Regions from separate parts of the Homo sapiens genome. Here region 1 is linked to region 2. The links are chromatin loops, found by intact Hi-C in ENCODE. Cell type or tissue: heart right ventricle. All regions are shown on one strand.

Region 1 (5,000 bases), 180 kb after region 2:
AGGACCCTGATGGTCAGTGGGTGTGTTGTCTTGTATATGGGACCAGGCTCTGCAGGTTGAAAAAGGATGGGGTACGTCCCTGAGCCCCCAGCCTAGATCATCAGATGGGAGAGAGGCTGGCTCTGGGTGGTGGGAGAGAAGGGCATAATAAGAACCCTTCAACGTTGATGCATGGCCCTTGGGGGCTGGAACCCCTCCAACCTCATGTTGCCCATGTCTCTGCTTGTTAGAGGAGTGAAGAAAGAAGACAAGACTTTGGCTGTGGGCATCCAGTTCATGTTCCTGAGGATTTTGGGTAAAGATCTTGCTTGGGACCATTGGTGGTGGTGATGGGGTCCAGATGCCCACTGTGTGCCAGGCCTGGGGCACAGGCATGAGCGGAATTCAATCCCTGATCTTAGGGCTCACAAGCTCATGGGGTGACAGACCTGGCCCAGCTCTCCTAGAGCGGGGTATAGAGGCAGAGTCTAGACAGCCCGTCAGGAAGCCACCTCGGATGCAGGGGTGGGGCGGGCTTGAGGGCCAGACAGCCAAGAGGCCCCAGTAACCCAGAGCCCCTGAGGGGTTGTACATGCCAGGGAGGGGGCAGGGTAGGACGGTGGGCCTTCATTGTCCCCTGAGCACCACCTCCCTCAGCCTGGATGCCCAGCCCCGTGATCCACGGCAGCGCCATCGACACCACCTGTGTGCACTGGGCCCTGAGCTGTGGGCGTCGAGCTGTCTGTCGCTACTACAATAATGACCTGCTCCGAAACCGGTGAGACCTGGTTTGATGGCTTGTGGGAAGGGTGCTGGAAATACTCTCAGAGTCCCAGGCAGGATACCAGCAGGGAGGGGAGGTTTCATTTAAGTCTACCTGCTAGGTGACAGGTGTCATTATATATTCAGTGCTGAGCTCACCAGTCCTTCAAGCTAAACACTGCCCCCCTCCTTTTATAGATGAGGAAAGTGACAGTTAAAGCAAGTAGCCCAAGGTCACACAGCTAATAACTTGCAGAGCTGGGCCTTGACCACAGAGTCTATGCAGGAACTTGGGGAGAAACAGAGGAGCAGCCATGCTGCGAGAGGGACTTGGGGTGAAGGGCTGGGGAGAAAGCCCTGTCTAGGACACAGGAGGCCTGGGTTTCAGGCCCAGCTCTGTCTCCCTCATCATGGGACTTATCTTGTCTGGGGCTCAGTCTTCCCATCTGTACAAAGGGGAACTCAAAGGAACCTGAAGGCACAGAGGCGGCTGGCCTGGGATGGATGTGGAGAGGACTTGCTAGCAGGGCTGGGGACAGGGAGCTGGTCACTTTCAGCTCTGAGGAGGTGAGGAGGGCACAGTTTCTGTGGGCTGGGACTGTCCACAGGGGGCTTCCTAGAAAAGGAAAAGTCAAACAAGGGCTTTGATAGTTAAACAGGGGAGAGGGAATCCGTTTGTTCTTGTGGCAGGTGGCGCAATATAAAATTGCACTTGTCAGGCCCCCTGAGCCCTTGGGCTCGGAGAGAGGCAGGGCCAGGCCAGGCCACAGAGCAGAGTCCAGGACAGGGCGATGAAGATGGCCAGGCCTCTGCTCCCACCCAGGGCTCCTCTGCAGAGCCTCTCCCCCTCCTCCAGGGAAGAGCCACAGCAGAGGTCAATGTCTCCCTGAGGCCTCAGTATCTCTGATTTCACAATGAGTGATGACTGCTGACGTCCATGCCCTGGCCTGGCAGCTCTTGAGTTCAAGGGTCCCCATTCTTTCCCCAGGTTCATCGGCCTCCAGTTCTTCTTCAAAACAGGTTCTGTGATCTGCTTCGCCTTAGTTTTGGCTGTCCTGAGGCAGCAGGACAAAGAGGCAAGGACCAAAGAGAGCAGATCCAGCCCTGCCGTAGAGCAGCAATTGCTAGTGTCGGGGCCAGGGAAGAAGCCAGAGGATTCCCGAGTGTGAGCTGTCTTGGGGCCCCACCTGGCCAAGAGTAGCAGCCACAGCAGTACCTCCTCTGAGTCCTTTGCCCAAGATTGGGTGTCAAGAGCCCTGTGTTCCATTCTGGCTCCTCCACTAAATTGCTGTGTGACTTCAGGCAAGACATTGATCCTCTCTCAGCCTTTGCTTGCTAGTCTGAACCAAAGAGTTGTTTGGGCATTTGCTGTGTTGGCCATTTCTGGAGCAAGAGGGTCTTCTTCCTCCTTCCCCCAGCCAGCCAGCTGTCCTGGGGCCAGGCTTTCCTGGGTGGAAAGAAGTATACCTTTCCCTGGGGCCCTAGGATAGCAAAGTGAGCCATAGTGGGCCAGGCTGCCCTCCATGCTGGGCCCCAGCCCAGGTCTGCACTCGCCTGGATCACCTTCTTTGAGCCTTAGCCATCTCCTGTCAGGTAGGAATGAACTTGCCAGCCTTCAGGCTCGTTCAGCTATGACCATCTGTGCGGTCAGGGTACACTCAGCTCTCCTCCCCAACTCCAGCAGCCTTTAAGAAGTGTCCCTTTGGCGCCCCCTGGAGGCAGAGCACTGAGCTGGACCCTGGGTAGACTCCCACAGGGAGGACGGAGCTGGCCTCAGGAGTGGGACACCCAGACTTGGCAGGGCCTTCAAGAGGCCTGTGTGGGGGCCCCAGGAATCCTTAGCTGAAGCGGGGAGACTCACTCTCCATCTCAGGAAATTCTAGCCCTTGCCCTCAGGGAGCCACGGTTGAGGGTGAGGCCCAACACCTGCCTTAGGGCCCTGGGTGGGCAAGTCTGGGCCCTGGGGTAGGGAGGGAGACTCAGGCCCACACTTGGGTATTTTCTAATTTCAGACAAACACACACTCAGCGCGCACTCACTGATTCCTACACATTGCCAAGATTTCACACATGTGACCAGGGGCCACCAAAGTCCCTGTGACCTTTGTGACTAGGATCCTAATTTCTCTATTTTCTCCTGGGTGCCTGGGTCTGTGTCACCTGGGGCAGTGTGGATAATGTTTAGTTCTGTGACACTGTTTTTTGGGGGTGGCACCTGGTTCTCCGATGCCTGGGCTGGTGTCAGGCCCAGGACTGTAGTGCTGGGAGCAGTAAAGCTCAGCTCTGTGTAATGAGTGATGCTATGGCTTGCTCGTGTCTTATGATCCAATCCTTTTCTACATCAGCCCTTGTTTTGTTTTATGGCTAGTCTTATCTGGCCTGGTTATTTCCTTGCGGGGAGGAGAGGGTTTGCTAATCTGCTCCCAGCCCAACCTATTACCACCCCACCTCGCTGGGACCTACTGCTCGGGAGGCAGCAGACAGGGAGCCACCAGCAGTGGCTTCCTGGCCCTGTGCTGGGGGTGGGGGGAAGCTGGGGGCACATGTGGCCCTTGCCTTCTGAGCAGCTCCCAGTGCCAGGGCTTTGAGACTTTCCCACATGATAAAAGAAAAGGGAGGTACAGAAGTTCCAATTCCCTTTTTATTTTGCTGGTTGGTATCTGTAAATGTTTAATAAATATCTGAGCATGTATCTATCAACGCCAAGAATTTCAAAGTCTCCTTCAACAATATGAGGCTTTTAGGATGTTTATATTCCTTCATCCCTCTTGTTTCCCAGGTTTTGCAGGGAAAAAAAGTCTGGAATTATAGATACAGCTTATTATTAAATTTGTTCTTGCATAATGTCTCTTCTATTACAAAAATTCTTTCTTCATAAACTGCATTAGAGGTTTGCAACAACCACATCATTTCCATTAACTTAGATTTAGGTTTTACTGGATTCATTGCTCACCATTATTGCTTGTATATTACATCTTTTCCAATCTTTATATTCTGGTCTAATTTTTGTTTGAGTGTCTTCGTCTACTAATGGTTTCAAAAATGGAATAAGGTCATGAGGATTTCTGAATCCTCACCTGTCCAAATTGTCATTCACATTTTATAGAAGAGGAAACTGGCTCAGAAAGCACAAGTGACTTCCCCAAGATCACACAGAAAATAAATGATGGAGCCAAGGTTGGATGTGTAGACCTTGTGGGAACTGAAGGTTTTATAATTTGAGGAGCCCTCTTTAAGAAAAATATACAAAATTATGAATATAAAATTAGGTACAAGGTACCTATATTTACCTATAATGAGAAAAGAAATCAAAACAGATACATCACACAATCCCCCCAAAATGCGTAATACTTTTATTAACTGCCCTGCTTAACCTCTGAGACACATTTTCTCCCCCTGATGATTAGAAGAATTTTCCACAGACTAGCTTCTGGCTCTGTACATTTCAAACCTGGTTTCTCCTGTTTCTTGTCTACTGCCCATATACTTCCTGGGCTGGGTGCCATGACACACATTCATATCACGATATGACCTCTGCATATGGCAACTTAATATCACCATGCCAAGTGAGCTGGGCAGTGGGTAGAATTCCTAGAAGCTATTCTCTACACAGAGATTACTAGCAATGATTTATCTATACACAGAGAACCACATAAATATTAATATATCCTCTGTTTCAGAAAACCACATAAACATATCCCAGTGAACCCAACTCAAATCAGTCCCCCACTCAGCTTCCCCTTGGTCAGATCCCAGAAGTGCCCATGGCCACTCCAATTATCCCACATAAAGGAAAATTGAAACACAAGGGAAGTTGGAGTGGGAAGAAAATAGTAATTTTGATTGTGGTTAAAGTATCTTACCTTTGCAAATTTTATAAAAATATGACAACGTGAACACATCGCTGAGGCCCTCCCTGGATCTGGGGAGAGTCCTGGATGCTCAAGCTGCATTCACATCACGGTGAGTCCGCCTCTTGGTTGAGCCAAGATCTGAAGGAAAAGACGAGGTCCTTGTGCCTAAAGTCTTCCAAACTGGACATGGTGAGGAGACTCAGGAGTTACCCAAGAGAGAAATGGGTCAAGAGCCAAGGGGTGGAGCAAGTCAGGGCCAGAGGGGTTTTCCAGGCCCTGTGGGGGTCCCAGGGAAGTCCTCTCCCCTAATATAGCCTCTGGTCAATGAAGAGCCACAAGCATTTGCATCTGCAAGCTTACTTTCTTACACTGTACCAGGAAGCTGGGAGGAGAAGACATTAAGTCT
Region 2 (5,000 bases):
CTGCTGCTATCCATGTAAGACGTGACTTGCTCCTCCTTGTCTTCCACCATTATTGTGAGGCTTCCTTAGCCACGTGGAACTGTAAGTCAATTAAACCTCTTTCTTTTGTAAATTGCCCAGTCTCGGGTATGTCTTTATCAGTAGCATGAAAACGGACTAATACAACTAATACACCACTCTCATGTCTGGGCAGGGCCAGTGGGCCTGGGAGGCAGAGTCTGTCAGTGGGACTGGGGCAATAAGGGGTCTCTCTTGTGTCTGAAGGAACCACAGTGACCCACTCAGGGGGCCTAGAGGCAGTGAAGGCTGTGGGCCTGCCACATCTTGTCAAGACTGCTCAAGCAAGTCCTCACTGCTCCTCCAGCTCCCTGCCACCCTCCAATCCATTCTCCCACATAATGGCTCCTTCGCCAGAAGGATGAAGACTTTATGTGGGTGTTCAGGGCCTGATCTCTCTACCCCATCTCCACAACAGTCCTCCATACACAGCCCAATGTTCCTGAACAGGTCACAGTATTTATGCCTCTGTGTACACCTTGCTTTGTCTGAAATGCTCTTTCTCCTTCTTTGATAGAATTCCTCCTTTTCCTCTCAGGATCTAGCTTAAATGTGCCATTCACGGGGGAGCCTGCCCTAACCCCAGATCAGGTAGGCCCCACTTCTGGCCTTCCACTGTGCCCCTTCTAACGTTGCACTGCCCATTCTGTGTGGAATGTTCTGTTGCTATATATGGCTCCTTTTCTAGACTGTGAGCTCCTCAAGGACAAGGACCACATCTGATCCTTTCTGTGTTCCCAGTGCCCAGCCTAGGGTCTGGCAGAGAGTATGGGCCCCACAGAGCTTGTTGAATTAGTGTGTATGTAAGTGAAAATGATAGGGTGGGCAGTTGTGGGTAAGTGGCGAGTGGCAAGTAGGTTTGTCCCCAAGCCTGAGAGGGTCACCTGAATTGGGTACAGAGTTGAGAACTCATCATTTTGGTCTCTTTTACCAAATGAGATTGGGTCTGAATTTGATTAGGACATGTTATCTGTAAGACTGCCTGGGGCTAGCAAGACAAAAGTCTAAAATCTGAGGTATCTGTAAGGAGTAGTCAGAGGAGACCATGGGCCCTGCACAGCTCTGTCCAAGGCTTGGAAACAACTTCAGGTGGATAGGTATGGATAATAATACCGTAGTCAGTCCTTCCCATGTGGGAGTGAGGCTCCCAGCGAACAGTCCCACAAATCCCAGAACAGTCCCTCTAGTGAGTCAGAGATCTGGGTAATATGGAAGTCCTCAGATTGTCTGCTCCTCCACCCTTCTGGAATCACACTTTCCCTCAGTTTCTTAAGATGTTGCAAGTCATCGGCCGGGTGCGGTGGCTCACGCCTGTAATCCCAGCACTTTGGGAAGCTGAGGCGGGTGGATCATGACGTCAGGAGTTCAAGACCAGCCTGGCTAAGATGGTGAAACCCCTCTCTACTAAAAATACAAAAAATTAGCCAGGCGTGGTGGCGGGTGCCTATAATCCCAGCTACTTGGGAGGCTGAGGCAGGAGAATTGCTTGAACTCGGAGGGCAGAGGCTGCAGGCAGCTGAGATCACGCCACTGCACTCCAGCCTGGGCAACACAGTGAGATTCCATCTCAAGAAAAAAAAAAAAAAAGATTTTGCAGGTCATCATCCTATATTCTGGGCGAAGCATAGAGTCTTTCCCAAGAGCCTGAGAGTTCCTGGGAGCTTATATTCTGATCACCTCTCACTCTTAATTCCTGCTGCTATTGCATTCTTGTGACTGTGACTGAGTTGTTTTGCTCCAGGCTCTGATGCTGCCCTTGCTGCCTCTTTCCCCAAAGCACCAGGTGCAAGCATGTGCACGTAACAGACTTTCCTTCAAGAGTTGAGGGTAAGGAAGTGAGTTATAGCACAATGCAGAGCCGAAAGGCAGAGCAGGAATCATTACCTGCTTTGTACAAAAGAGGAAACCAAAGCTTAGATATTAACCAGGTGACTTGACTAAAGCTATACAGCAAGTTAGTGACAGAACTAGGCCTGGAATGAGCTCTCCTGATCCAGACTCTAGAGTCAGCATTTCACGGTTCTGAACATCTGGAATCCAAAGAGCTGTCCAGGTTTAGGTTAAGAACAGTTCCACACACACAGAAAGACGGTCCTGGGTGGCAGGCAGTGAAAGAAACCTGGGGAGCTGGGGATCTCTATGAGCGTGGCTCACCTCCCCCTCTGTCTCCTGGAGCTGACCCTTGCTCATATCCTGCGGGAACAAGACCCAGGTGGATCAAAACTTTATTGAGGCCCTGCTCAAGACAGGCACAGTAGTGCAGTAGGTTTAATCTTCACTATGGTTCTGCAAGGCTGGCAACATTATTCCCCATTTTAGTTGAGAAAACAGTCTCCAAGAGTGGAAGTGACTTGCTCAAGGTCATACAGATAGTCAGGCCTGGCTCTGAGCCTGAGGACTCCCAGTCCCCGACTCTGCTGCAAGCTCCATGGCATTGCCAACATTGACCACCAGGTGGCAATCTCCCCCAACTCCCTGCAGGCCACAAGCACCCTGGAATTTTAAGCAGTAATGCCTATGGTTGGTGGCAGAACAGCAGTCTCTGCCTGGATTTTCAAAACTGCCCTGAGGCAGTTTTATAACTCTTTTGTCCCAAGGGGAAATTGATGTCCAAGAGGGATGGTGGCTTTACAGAGGAGGAAGTTCTATGTGTGTGTGCGTGTGAGCATGAGATCTGCTTCTGGTTCCAAGGCTGGTGAATTCTGCTGACCTATTGTTAGCTGGGAGTTGGTGGGCATGACTTTCCTGGCACGATGTTCAGTTTCTCCTCTGTGCCTGCTGTTGCCAAGCCTCACTCAGAGATGGGCAGCCGAGTTTTCCTTGGACTCCCATCAGAGGCCCAGGGCCCAACCTCTTGTTTAGGTGGGGTCAGACTTACCTGGTCTGAGGCCATCTGAACAGCCCTGTGGATCCTTCCCCTATTTTAATCTGTGTGCTTCTTTGTATGGAGCCATGGAAACTCCTATGATCTTCCATGCCTGCCTACAGCCAGGAAACACTGGGAGAGAGTCCTGTGCATTCTTCCTGCAGTACTCACCATGTTCCCTTCAGGCTCTGCTGGATGGACCAGACCCTCTCAGCAGGCTTCCCGCCACTGGATACCCCTTTACCTCTGTGCTGCTCAGTGGCAGTCCCAGGGTGGGCCTGTGAGTTCTCGGCACAGCAAACTTTCTGCCCAGATGCCAGGGTGAGGCTCCCTTTCTGGCAGGCACGCCCAGCTTCTATGCAGGGCTTGGGCACATTCTCCATTCCCCATCATGGCAGTGACTCTCAGCACAAACACCGCAGTGTTCACAAGGCCACCCCAACTTCTCCCCCCTTCCCTCCTATGTCCTCTCTTTGTGTGTGTGTGCACGTGTACGCTCCTTCATGTCTCTCTTTACAGAGTGTGGTCTTAGAGCCTCTTGTCCTCAGCTTTGGGCCTTCACTGCAATTCCACAAATCCAGAACTCAAGGAAAGTCCTGCTATACGTCCTGTCAGGTAAAGGTAGTGACAGCTCCCTTGCCAGATTCAGAGGAGAGTTCCTGGGAGTTTCCTGAACGCAGGGCTGTCGTTTGAGCTCTGTGTTCCGAGCACCCAGCACAGGGCCTGCATGGGACAGGCCCCAAGGGGAGGGAGGTGGTTCTCACATGAATGAAGGGCCCTGAACTAGAGCAAGTTAGCCTCTCAGAACACAATGAGTCCCCTTCTTCTGTAGGGCACCACACATCCCTCTGCAGAAACTGAGGGAAAGTGGAGAACAGAGCAAATAGTGATAAAGGCAAGCAGCACGCAGTCATTATGTCAACGTTTCTCAAGTTTCTCTCATGCATGTGCCTCCTCCATGATTTTTGCTAAATCCATGGATTCTTAATAATTTTCTTTAGCATATTTTATGAAAATACCTAATTCATGGTCTCCTAAGGAATAATATTCATGAAATCACTGGTTTGATTTATCTTTCCTAATATACATTAAATTATATACATACCTATTAAAAAATAGCAAAGACCACTGAAGTAGGTCATACCTACCACCAGTGAGATGTATACTGCACTTGGGTTATTTAGTTTTCACAAAACCCTATAAGGTCAATCATGCTTTTTCTGTCTTATAGGTGAAGAAATTGAAGGTCAGAGAATTGACTTGGCTGAGGTCACACAGTCTTCTGATCTTTGGCCTACAGCCTTTATAAAGATGGGAGAGGGGAAGGGAGGAGCAGGTGCTTGGGAGATGATGGGGGAGGGAGGCAGCTGCCACTGAAAAATGAAAGAAGATGGTGAAGATAGGGAGTGGGGGGCAGGACTCCATGTCAGAAAGGCAAATGACCTGAGTCCCAATGTCCTATGCACAGTAATGGCCATGAAAATAGCTGCAGATTTGCCTGCATTTGTATGACCAAGATTTATTGTGCCAGCAACTCCGGTAATTGGATGATGAAAGCACTGCAGCTGGGACTGTTGGCTGGAGATTAATTATTAGAGAGAGGAGGTAGGATGGGGAGTAGCCTGGATGGTGCCCAGCTGTGGAGAGACTGGAACCCACTAGAAGAGCAGGCAGGCAGACCTCAGACATCTAGTGGACCCTCCTCCCCACTCAGCTAAGACCCAGGGAGGGAGGCAACTGGACTGGGCCAAGGCCACAGCCATTCCACAGCAAGGCAGGATGAGAGCTCTTCTCTGAGTGAAGTTGATTTTCCAGAAAAGATGGGCAGCTACAGCAGCAGGAAGGGCCTGCACTTGGAGTCTGAGACCAGAGGGGAAGCCTCAGCTTTGTCTCTTACTTGCTATGTGGCCTTAGGAAGGTGACTTAGCCTCTTCGAACCTCAGTTTTCCCAGCTGTACGATGGAGATGATGGCATTGACTTTACTAGGAAGTCATGAGGCTCCAAGATTATTGGGTCCTGTTTAGATCTAGGACCCACTCAGGGACAACTTTCATTCTCACCCCCTCTGCTCAGGTC

The links. Peaks named below come from ENCODE experiments on the same cell type or tissue, not always from the same donor. Only the 100,000 strongest peaks of a DNase experiment are listed, where the experiment ranks them.
Region 1: it touches region 2 in a loop (4-fold over the local background); 22 of 110 quality-filtered maps call a loop at or near these places.

Annotation. Positions count from the first base shown.
Region 1 is chr11:75,202,671-75,207,670 of GRCh38, forward strand. SLCO2B1 (solute carrier organic anion transporter family member 2B1) reads left to right here. Exons shown (of 14, transcript NM_007256.5): 12 at 231-295; 13 at 637-757; 14 at 1,730-3,879. The coding sequence ends at 1,910. It overlaps TPBGL-AS1 (TPBGL antisense RNA 1), which reads right to left. Exons shown (of 6, transcript XR_950308.4): 6 at 3,368-5,000. Among named protein-coding and RNA genes, the nearest start is that of TPBGL-AS1, 20 kb to the right of the region's middle. RefSeq lists an enhancer at 290-1,156. In heart right ventricle, CTCF peaks have their summits at 2,455 (motif pointing left) and 2,662; a DNase peak (open chromatin) is centred at 2,451.
Region 2 is chr11:75,020,565-75,025,564 of GRCh38, forward strand. It overlaps a transcript of NEU3 not described here. Among named protein-coding and RNA genes, the nearest start is that of NEU3, 34 kb to the left of the region's middle. In heart right ventricle, CTCF peaks have their summits at 2,503 (motif pointing right) and 2,709; a DNase peak (open chromatin) is centred at 2,497; H3K27ac peaks cover 1,240 bases.